2 separate regions of the Homo sapiens genome follow, and region 1 is linked to region 2. Evidence: read pairs that join two places in POLR2A ChIA-PET (ENCODE). Cell type or tissue: A673. All regions are shown on one strand. Each heading gives the region's core, and the rest is flanking DNA. Links, peaks and the distances in the headings are about the cores only. Region 1 overlaps CAMSAP1-DT (CAMSAP1 divergent transcript). Region 2 has its middle 17 kb from the start of UBAC1.

What was found. ChIA-PET counts read pairs that join two places held together with the same protein. Peaks named below come from ENCODE experiments on the same cell type or tissue, not always from the same donor. Only the 100,000 strongest peaks of a DNase experiment are listed, where the experiment ranks them.
Region 1: POLR2A ChIA-PET joins it to region 2 with 5 read pairs; 9 of 35 experiments call an interaction of 5 or more read pairs at or near these places.

What each region holds. Positions count from the first base shown.
Region 1 is chr9:135,909,794-135,915,159 of GRCh38, reverse strand. CAMSAP1-DT (CAMSAP1 divergent transcript) reads right to left here. Exons shown (of 2, transcript XR_007061860.1): 2 at 1-1,756. Among named protein-coding and RNA genes, the nearest start is that of CAMSAP1-DT, 4.6 kb to the right of the region's middle. In A673, for the core only: no CTCF peak of the experiment used is centred there; no DNase peak of the experiment used is centred there.
Region 2 is chr9:135,976,076-135,981,441 of GRCh38, reverse strand. No RefSeq gene overlaps it. Among named protein-coding and RNA genes, the nearest start is that of UBAC1, 17 kb to the right of the region's middle. In A673, for the core only: no CTCF peak of the experiment used is centred there; a DNase peak (open chromatin) is centred at 2,141; H3K27ac peaks cover 1,626 bases.

The DNA.
Region 1 (5,366 bases), core at 59-5,058, 66 kb after region 2:
CTTCCACTAGGAGGCTGTGGTGGTTACATGCTCCTGAGTGTGTCTGGGGAAGGAACTCAGTAACTAGTCACCATGTGTATATGTTTCCTGCAGCTGCTATGGCAAATTACCAAAAATTCAGTGGTCGAAACACAAGCATTTATTCTCTTACAGTTCTGAGGTCAGAAGTCTAAATTATCTCACTGAGGTAAAGTCAAGGTGTTGGCAGGGCTGGCTCCTTCTGGAGGCTCTAGGGTAGGGGAGAATCTGTCCCTGCCTTTTCCAGCTTCTAGGGGTCTCCACATTCCTTGGCTTGTGGCCCCTTCCTCTGCCTTCAAAGCCAGCATCTTCCCTCCTCTGACCCCTGCTTCTGTGGTCACATCTTCTGTCCAACTGTGAAGCTCCTACCTCCCTCTCATGATCGTGATTATATGGGACCTACCTGGATAGCGCAGGATAACCCCCCATCTGAAGGCCCTTCACTTAATCCCATCTCCAAAGTCCCTTTTACCAGGTACGATGATTTAAAAGATGGCATCCCCTCCAAAATTCATGTTGAAACTGAAAGTTGTCAGAATCAAAACAGAGTGACTAATGTTAAGAAAACCCTAACAAATAGAGCTAGGGAAGGCCATGAAGAGAGGGTCCATATGCCCGATAACAAAAACTATCACAAAAGACCACAAAACCCACAACCTTGCACAAAGGCCATTGAATTTTTTTTTTTTTTTTTTGAGCCCAAGTCTTGCTCTGTCGCCCAGGCTGGAGTGCAGTGGTGCAATCTTGGCTTACTGCAACCTCTGCCTCCCGGGTTCAAGTGATTCTCCTGCCTCAGCCTCCTGAGTAGCTGGGATTAGAGGTATGCATCACCATGCCCGGCTAATTTTTGTATTTTTAGTGAAGACAGAGTTTCACTATGTTAGCCAGGCTGGTCTTGAACTCCTGACTTCAAGTGATTAACCCACCTCAGCCTCCCAAACTACTAGGATTATAGGCGTGAGCCACCACACCTGGCCAAGGCCGCTGAAATCTTACACAAGAAAATACTTCTGCAAGGATACCTGCCCAGCAGCTACCTTCCAAACTTGGACCGGTGTCTCCCTTGCTATTAATCTTTGCAGTCAAGAGTATCATTTCAAAATGATTATGTAATCTTCCTTTCTTCCTTTAAAACTTTTGTCTTCCTTGAACATGCAGTTACCGTAATATACGTGTTCCCGTTGCAAGGCCCTATTCCTGAATAAATATCTCTTTAGAGAGCTCCTCTGTCATTTAGGTTAACTAACAACAAACTTGGTCCCCATTGTGGTGAAAGAAGAGGTGGGGCCATTTCGGACTAGGTCACGAGGGCTCCTCTTATAAAAGAGGCTTCCTGTGGAGTTTGGCCTTTTCTTGCCCCTCTGTCCATCCCACCTTGTGAGGACACAGCATTCTTCCCTCCAGAGGAAACAGTAACGAAGTGCTCTCACCAGACACAGGACATGCCAGTGCCTTGATCTTGGACTTCCCAGCCTTCAGAACCATGAGAAACAAATTTATATTGTTTATAAATTACCCAGTCTGTGGTATTTTGTTACAGTGGCACAAATGAACTAAGACACCAGGTAAGGTCACACATTCACAGGTTCCAGGAATTAAGATGTGGACATCTTTGTGTGTGTGTGTGTGGGGGGGGGTGTTGCTGTCACTGCACTATTTTGCTAGTGAGGAGTCCAGGGGCCTCATCCTGTTGCTTGTAGAATAAGCCAATGTCCACTTGGTGGGAACCTCAGGATGTCTAGGAACAAGATGGGAAAAGCAGGGCAAACAGGATGAGTTCTCCTCTTGTGCTCTCTGTGGGCAGGTGGGAGCCCCTCAAGGAATATGCCCATCCAACTCCTCCCCAGAAGGCTGGGCCCTGGAGTCACTGGAGCTGTGCCTGAGCAGCTGCTATGCTTGTAGGAGAGTTCTGAGCACCTTCCCTCTACCTTCATTGTATCTAATAATGCTGTAACCTAGTCTCAACATTAAAAACGAAAAAAAGGGCTGGGCGCAGTGGCTCATGCCTGTAATCCTAGCACTTTGGGAGGCCAAGACGGGTGGATCACGAGGTCAGGAGATCGAGACCATCCTGCTAACACGGTGAAACCCCGTCTCTACTAAAAATACAAAAAATTAGCCGGGCGTGGTGGTGGGCGCCTGTAGTCCCAGCTACTTGGGAGGCTGAGGCAGGAGAATGGCGTGAACTCGGGAGGCAGAGCTTGCAGTGAGCCGAAATCGTGCCACTGCACTCCAGCCTGGGCGACAGAGCGAGACTCCATCTCAAAAAAACAAAAACAAACCAAAAAAAACCCGAAAAAAAGGTCAGCCTGTTTTGCTCTAACAAAAATATTTTTCTCTTTTTCTTTTTTTTGAGTCAGAGGGTCTTGTTTTGTCACCCAGGCTGAAGTACAGTGGCACAATCCCGGCTCACTGTAGCCTCGACCTTCTGGGCTCAAGTGATCCTCCTACCTCAGCCTCCTGAGTAGCTGGGACCCCAGGTGCACACTATTGCTTCCTTCTATTTTTTTTATTTTTTGTAGAGGTGGGGTCTTATTTTGTTGCCCAGAATGGTCTTGAACTCCTGCGCTCAAGCGATCCTTCTGCCTTGGCCTCCCAAAGTGCTGAGATTACAGGTGTGAACTACCACGCTGGGCCAGAATTAGTTTTTTTTTTTGTTTTGTTTCGTTTTTGAGATGGAGTCTCCCTCTGTCTCCCAGGCTGGAGTACAGTGGCACGATCTTGGCTCACTGCAACCTCTGCCTCCCAGGTTTAAGCAATTCTCCTGCCTCAGCCTCCTGAGTAGCTGAGATTACAGGCACATGCCACCACGCCCAGCTAATTTTTGTATTTTTAGTAGACAGAGTTTCACCATGTTGGCTAGGCTGGTCTTGCAGAATTGGGTTTTATAATAAGCAATGAGAAGCATTATAGCAGCCCTGATAATGAAACTTTAATGACATAGAGACTTCTTCCTCTTCTCCTTGTGGTTTGTCCTTTAAGCCTAGGGGGACCTCTGGTCCCTGGACTCTCCCCTCTCCCCACTGAGGTCTGGCGTCAGCATGGGCCCTCTCACATGCCCTCAACTGTTCTGCCCTGGTCAAAACAGCCACTGTCTAGGCCCCACCTTCATCCTGTGTTCTTGGTGAGTGGACATACACCTGAACCACCCAGTCTTCCTGTCCACTTAAGGGATGTCCCCAGAGAGGCGAGAATACCGCCCCACATCCAGCCCAGATAACTATCTTGGGCCTTCTGTGCCTCCAACCTGCCGTGCCTCTGCCCTGCCCTTAACCAGTCATAGGGCCACCAGGGGAAAACCAGCCAGGCTCCCATCCCAGCCCAGCCCAGCCCTCCTTCAGTCCTGCACCCTGCTGCCTTCTCTTCTGCTGCTACAGGAGGAAAAAGGGTCTCTCTGCTGGGCTCCTGCTCAAGGGCACACGACACCTGCTCCCCATCATCAGATCCTGTCTACTGCATCACTCCAACGGGCACCTGTCATCACTCCATCTTAAACACGCCATTCCGCACCCCATGCCTCTGTCTCGCTGCTCTCCTTTACAGCAAACTCAGGGACAGAATGCAAATACTCATCCTCGGAACTCCTGCCTGTCTTTTGTCCCCACCCATATCTCATCTTGAATTTGCACATGCTGTGGGAGGGACCCGGTGGGAGGTAATTGAATCATGGGGCAGGTCTTTCCCATGCTGTTCTCGTGATAGTGAGTAAGTCTCACGAGATCTGACAGTATCATATTAGGGGGAGTTTCCCTGCCCAATCTCGCTCTTTGCCTGCCGCCATCCACGTAAGATGTGACTTGCTCCTCCTTGCCTTCCACCATGATTGTGAGGCCTCCCCAGCCATGTGGAACTGTAAGTCACTAAACCTCTGTCTTTTGTAAATTGCCCAGTGTCGGGTGTGTCTTTATTAGCACCGTGAAAACGGACTAATACACCACCATTCCACAAAACCTGCACTCGCCAAATCTGAGTTAGCTCCCAGGCCATAAGCTGGGGACCCCTCTCCTGGCTTCTCACCTTTCAGGCTGACTACTCCCAAGTGCTGCCCCTAGGCCCAAGCACCATGCCTCGACTTCCCCTCCACCTGAGCAATGGCTCCTTGGCGCCTCCTCCTGTCTCACAGCTCTAAAGGCTCTCTCTGTGGTGACAATTCCCAGTCTCCAACCTGGGCCACGCCGGTGACTTGCTCATCCAATCGCCCACCAGCGTTTCCATGAGGAGGCCCAACAGGCATCTGAGACTCAACACAGCCAAAGCCACAGCCCAAACTCCGCCGGTATTATATTAGGGGGAGTTTGTGGGAGATACCTGGTGGGAGGTAAAATCCCTGTACCACCCTGCCTCGACCTTTCCCATCTTGGTTAAGGATAACTTTCTCCTTAAAATTGCTTACGCCCAAAACACTGTAACTTAAATAAAACGGACAAATTCCTCTAAAGACACAAACAGATGATCTGAATAGACCTACAACAAATAGAGATTGAATTAATAATCAAAATAAGTAATCAAAAAAGCCCAGACCCAAATGGCTTCAATAATGAATTCTATGAAACACTTAAACAATTAAAGCTGGGTCCAGTGGCTTGTGCCTGTGATCCCAGCTACTCAGGAGGCTTGAGGTGGGAGGATCAGTTGAAGCCAGGAATTGGTGACCAGCCTGGATGATACAGTGAACAGCCATCTTAAAAAAAAAAAAAAAAAAAAAAAGAGGAACACTTCCAACTCATTTTATGAGGCCCAGTAGGACACTGATACCGATACCAAAACCAGACACAGACACCACAAGAAAACTTCAGACCAGTATCTATGATGAATATGGATAAAAAAAATCACTCAACAAAATTGTATTAAACTGAATCCAGGAAGACAGATACTCCATGACCAACTGGAATTTATCTGAACGCAGGGGATAAGTGTCTTTTCAATATCTGAAAGTCAATTAATGTAACACACCACATTACTAGAACAAGGAAAAAAACCCATGATCATCATCTCAATGGATGTGGAAAAATCATTTAACCAAATCTGACACGTTTTCATGATAAACACACTCAACAAACTAGAAATAGAAGATACTTCCTCGGCTGGGCGTGGTAGCTCACGCCTATAATCCCAGCATTTTGGGAGGCCCAGGGGGGTGGATTACTGGAGGTCAGGAGTTCAAGACCAGCCTGGCCAACATGGTAAAACCCCATCTCTACTAAAAATACAAAACTAGCTGGGCGTGGCGGCCTGTGCCTGCAATCCCAGCTACTCAGGAGGCTGAGGCAGGAAAATCGCTTGAACCTGGGAGGCAGAGGTTGCAGTGAGCCAAGATCCAGCCACTGTACTCCAGCCTGGGTGACAGA
Region 2 (5,366 bases), core at 244-5,243:
GGACCCTTCCCAGCGCACCTGGACACGAACACGTGTCCTGCGACAACCTGCGAGCAGGGTGGGGGAGGGTCATGTCCTGGTTTCCCAGCCTGGGGCGAGTGGTGGCCAGGCCTGGCCCCTGTGGGGTCCTCGTCCCCTCTCCCAGGGCAGCAGGGCTCCCCCATTACCTCCCTCACCTGTGTCACTGTCCCTCAGCCTGGCAGGGGGCACCCACGGGCCCTGGGCTGCAGACAGTGTGTGTCTGGGAGTGGGCAGGGCCTGAGACTCCGCTGCCACTGCTGAAAGTGCCTGAGCGGAGGAGGGTAGGGGCCAGGCTGTCTGGCCAGGCACCAAGAGAACGCTGTGTTCCCGCCGCCTCCTCGTCAGGGACCAGATCTGAATGCAGCTCGTGTGTCCAGGCCTAGCCATGGTGCCCAGGCCGCTGATGCCAGCCTGGCCATGGGGGGAGGGGAGAGGCCAGAGGAGGAATGGGAATGAGGCACTAGGCTCAGGGACCACCCCCAACCTGAGCCCCAAAACTGTGCTGGGGGGCCCTGCACAGCAAAGTCAGCTGACTGAGGGGGCACCTCTCAGACCCTGCTCCTCTGGGAAGTTCTGGTCTTGCTGGAGGGATGGGGATAGGGGTAGAGGTGGGAGGAGGGAGCCGATTAATTTCCAGGAACCACCCAGCGCAGCCAGTCACCAGCCTTCTCTGTGCCTCAGTTTCCCCATCTCTTAGCAGGAGTGGTGACTACCTAGAGCTTGTGCTGCCAGCCAGAGGTGGGGTCCCAGTGGCCGGCACAGCCAGGTGGGCAGGTGCTGCAGCCACTGTGGGAGTGAGGCCACCCACAGCTCTAGGGAACCCCCCCCCAGCACTCTCCCCGAGTCTGCAGCCCACTCCTCTTCCCAGCCTTGCTGGGTTGCCCCATATGCTGTCTAAAGAGGGGTGCGGGACCCAGGTGCGTGTCCTGCCTCCATGACACAGGGACTGTGTGACCGGGACAGTCCTCACCCACAAACGTAGATGGAAACACCCACCCTGGCCTGACACGGGGGCTCACCCCTATAATCCCAGCACTTTGGGAGCCTGGGCAGGCAGATCACTTGAGGCCAGGAGTTGGAGGCCAGCCTGGCCAACAGCGAAACCCCATCTCTACTAAAAATACAAAAAATATTAGCCAGGTGTGGTGGCGGGCGACTGTAATCCCAGCTACTCTGGAGGCTGAGGCAGGAGAATCGCTTGAACCCGGGAGGCAGAGGTTGCAGTGAGGGATCGCGCCACTGCACTCCAGCCTGGGCAACAGAACAAGACTCCGTCTCAAAAAAAACACAAAGGAAATGTCCACCCTCCTGGGCCAGGCCTGGGTGGCCTCAGGACGGGGGACGGCTGTGGACTCAGCACAGGGACCTGCATGGCCTCAGCACGGGGGCTGGCCGTGAACTCAGCACGGGGGCCGGCCGTGGAGATGGAGATGGGGATGACCCCCATCACTAGCTGGGCTTTGGGGCCAGAGGAGGAGGCAGTGAGGGCCGTGGTCCTGCATTGCCTGCTGGGAGGCTCCGGCTGTGCTGGTTCAGCCATGGGTGTTCCCTGGGTGCCGGGCCTCCCTGGGTGTCCCTGGAGGAAGGGCAGGTATGTCTACCCCTGCCTGGGGTGGTCTGCAGACCCAGGACTGCCCTCCACATAGCCCAAGGTTGGGACAGGCCACCACCGCCTGCAGCTGAGTCCCTGCTGGCCCCCAGGGTCTAGGTTCTCCCAGACGCCCTAGCAGGAGGCCCATGCCACAGATGGGGACCGGGCTCAAAACGCTGTGTGCCTGGATCCTGAAGCCAGATTGAAATCCAGTGTCCTCGTGGTTCATATTCCACGCTCCCGTTTCCAACAATTAAATGGTGTCGTTGTGCCAGGCCAGCCTTCTGGTGGGAGAGAGGAGGGGACGGGGTCCAGGGGAAGGGGGTGGGGGAGGCTCTGGCAGGGTCTGGCTGAGGAAGGAAGGCCACCCCCTCTCCTCCTCCCTGCAGCCGCGTCCCCGGGGGCAGTCGGGTGAGGGCCCTGGGAGGGGCCCAGGCTCTCTGCCTGGCTGCTGCCCCAACCCGGTCCTGTTTCCTGGGCTTGGCTGGCAGCCTCCCTGGCCATGCTGCTGTTGCTGGTTTCCGGCAGCTCGGCTCTGCCCCTGTGTCTGGGGACTCATTTTCCTCCCCGATTGTCATGCCTTCAAAGGGCTCTGTGGTGGTTCTGGTGTCTGGGCTTCCTGGCCTCCCTCTGGTAGAGTTCAGTGACATGTGGCAGGTACCCCAGCTGCCACACCCTGCCCCATGCACCTCTGCTGTCAGAGCTGCTGGTCACGCCCCACCCAGAGCCACCCGGAGCCTCTGCCCTCAGGCTCGGAGGTGTCTGTCCTGACAACTGCAAGCCGGTGCCAGTCTGGAGTTGGAAGCCCGCAAAGTGCTAGTCCTGGTTGACAGACAGGAGATGGAGTCCAGGTGGAGACAGCAGTTTGCCCCCAGAGCCCAGCGCATTGGGATGGGGAACTGACTCCCCGGCCCGGGGTTCCGTCTCCGCTGGTTCCTGTCCCCTGTCCCTGCAGAGGGGCTGATGCCTGGAGAAGCACAGAGAGTGAGGTAGACACCGGGGAGGCCCAACACCTGGACTTACCCCCAGGCCCTCCTGGGTCTGAGAGGAGAGCCCCTGGGGAGGTAGAGAAGCTGGGGCCCTAATAGGGTGTCCAGGGCTACTGAGGGGGGGGGATGGGGGCTGTCCCAGGGCTACTGAGCAGGGGATTGGGGGCTGCCTCAGGGCTGCTGAGGAGGGGATAGAGGCTGTCCCAGGGCTGCTGAGGCGGGGATGGAGGGTGTCCCAGGGCTGCTGAGGGGAAGATGGAGGGTGTCCCAGGGCTGCTGAGGAGGGTAGGTGGGGGCTGTCCCAGGGCTGCTGGGGGGGATTGAGGGTGTCCCAGGGCTGCTGAGGGGAAGATGGAGGGTGTCCCAGGGCTGCTGAGGAGGGGATGGGGGGTGTCCAGGGCTGCTGTGGGGGGGATGGGGGCTGTCCCAGGGCTGCTGCAGGGGGGATGGTGGGGGATGGGGAGTGTCCTAGGGCTGCTGAAGGTTCTGGGGGGTGTGCCAGGCAGGGCTGCTGAAGAGGGGATGGAGGGTGTCCAGGGCTGCTGAGATGGGGGATGGGGGTGTCCAGGGCTGCTGAGGAGGGTGGGTGGGGGGTGTCCTAGGGCTGCTGAGAGGGGGATAGGGGGTGTCCCAGGGCTGCTGAGGGGTTCTGGGGGGGGTGTGCCAGGCAGGGTGTCCCAGGGCTGCTGAAGGTGGAGGTCTAGGGGGGTGTCCCAGGGCTGCTGGCTGGGGTGGTCTGGGGGTGTCCCAGAGCTGCTGAGGGTGGAGGTTTAAGGGGGCATCCCAGGGCTGCTGAGGGGGAATGGGGGTGTCCCAGGGCTGCTGGTGGGGGGGTCTAGGGGTGTCCCAGGGCTGCTGGGGGTGGAGGTCTAGGGGAGTGTCCCAGGGCTGCTGGGGGTGGAGGTCTAGGGGAGTGTCCCAGGGCTGCTGGGGGTGGAGGTCTAGGGGGCTGTCCCAGGGCTGCTGGGGGTGGAGGTCTAGGGGGCTGTCCCAGGGCTGCTGGGGGTGGAGGTCTAGGGGGGTGTCCCAGGGCTGCTGGGGGTGGAGGTCTTGGGGGGTGTCCCAGGGCTGCTGGGGGCGGAGGTCTAGGTGGGTGTCCCAGGGCTGCTGGGGGTGGAGGTCTTGGGGGGTGTCCCAGGGCTGCTGGGGGTGGAGGTCTAGGGGGGTGTCCCAGGGCTGCTGGGGGTGGAGGTCTGGGGGGGTCCCTAGGGGGATGGGGGTGTCCCAGGGCTCCTCTCAGGTAGTTAGCAAATGCTTTCTGAGAAGGGCCAGCAGCCGGCACATGTGAGGACTCTGCAGAAAGGCTATGCGTTCCATGAAAGGGTGAATTTTGTGTTCTTCGAGTCCAGCCTGCACTGCACGGATAGTTCTGGTTTTTATGATTTTACAACTTGACTTATGGAATATTCAGAGGCTCCAAGGCACCATGGGGGCTGGACGCCAACCCACTGCAGAGTGAGAGGGGCCCGAGGCTGGGACGGAGGCCCCAGAGCCTGTGACCTGGGCCCTGGCTGGGTGGTTTCCCCACCGCTGTGTCCCACCTTTGCCCACCACCCCACCCTGCACCAGGGAGAAGGTGCAAGATCCCTCTGCGACCCCTCTTCCTCCCGGGGCCCAGGTTCTCCCAGCTCTCAGTGATGTCGTACTGAACTGACGACAGCTGCGTGCAGAGAAATGCTCCAGCCAAGGAGGACCTCGCCCTCCCGGCCCAGCTGGCCGCAGAGGGGAGCGGGGGTTGGGTAGGAAGCCCCTGTGCCTGCATCTGCCTCCCTCTGCCTCCCTCTGCCTCTCTAGCGGTGACTTCCCGGGAACTAGCAGACTCTGGGGTGCTCCATAAAAGGGCTTCAGGGGTGTTTGTACACCACCACACCCTGACACCAAATGTGTGGATTTTCGACACCAACCAATTCTCCAGGCCTCTGTAGACACAAACGGGGTGTTTAACAACTCAGTTCAATGCCGACACCAACTACCCAGAGTTTGCGCAGACCCCAAAGGCAGGCTCAGTCCCACAGGACTGCCCCCACCTCAGCTGCCAGTCCCCCGTTGGGGCCACCGCTGCTTCTGACCGACCGGCTATAAATCGAGGGTTCCCACAACCTCCTCCTCATTTGCTAGAATGACTCACAAAACTCAGGAAACAGTTTACTTACTGCTACCAGTTTATTACAGAGGATCAGCTCCAGAACAGCCAGATGGAAGAGATGTCCAGGGTGAGGTGTGGGGTGGCCAGGGCCTCCGGGTCCTCCCTGGGCACGCGTTCCTAGCACCCGGATGTGCTCATCAGTTCGGAAGCTCCCTGGACCCCATCATTTAGGGGCCTTTATGGGGGTTCTATTAAATAGGCATGACTGACCAAACCATCAACCACTAGGCACTGACTCAACCTCAAGCCCCTTCCCCCTCCCCAGGGTCAGGGGGTAGGGTTGAAGATTCCAACTCTCTAACCAGTGGTTGGTCCTTCAGGATACCACCCCCACCCTGAAGCTGTCTAGGGGCTCCCAGCCACCAGCCATCTCATCGGCATCCCAAAGGCAAGCTTGTCACTCAGGGATTCCAAGGGTTTTAGGAGTCTGTGCCAGGAATCCTGGACAAAGATGGAATAGATATTTCTTATTATCACGCTATTTAAGAATTCGTGGGGGGCATTCAGCTTTAAAAAGGTAGGAAATTCTGGCACACACTCCAGCCTACACAATACTCCGAGGTCCATGGATGAACCTGGAAGACATTACGCTAAGGGAAAGGAGCCTGTCAAGAGGACA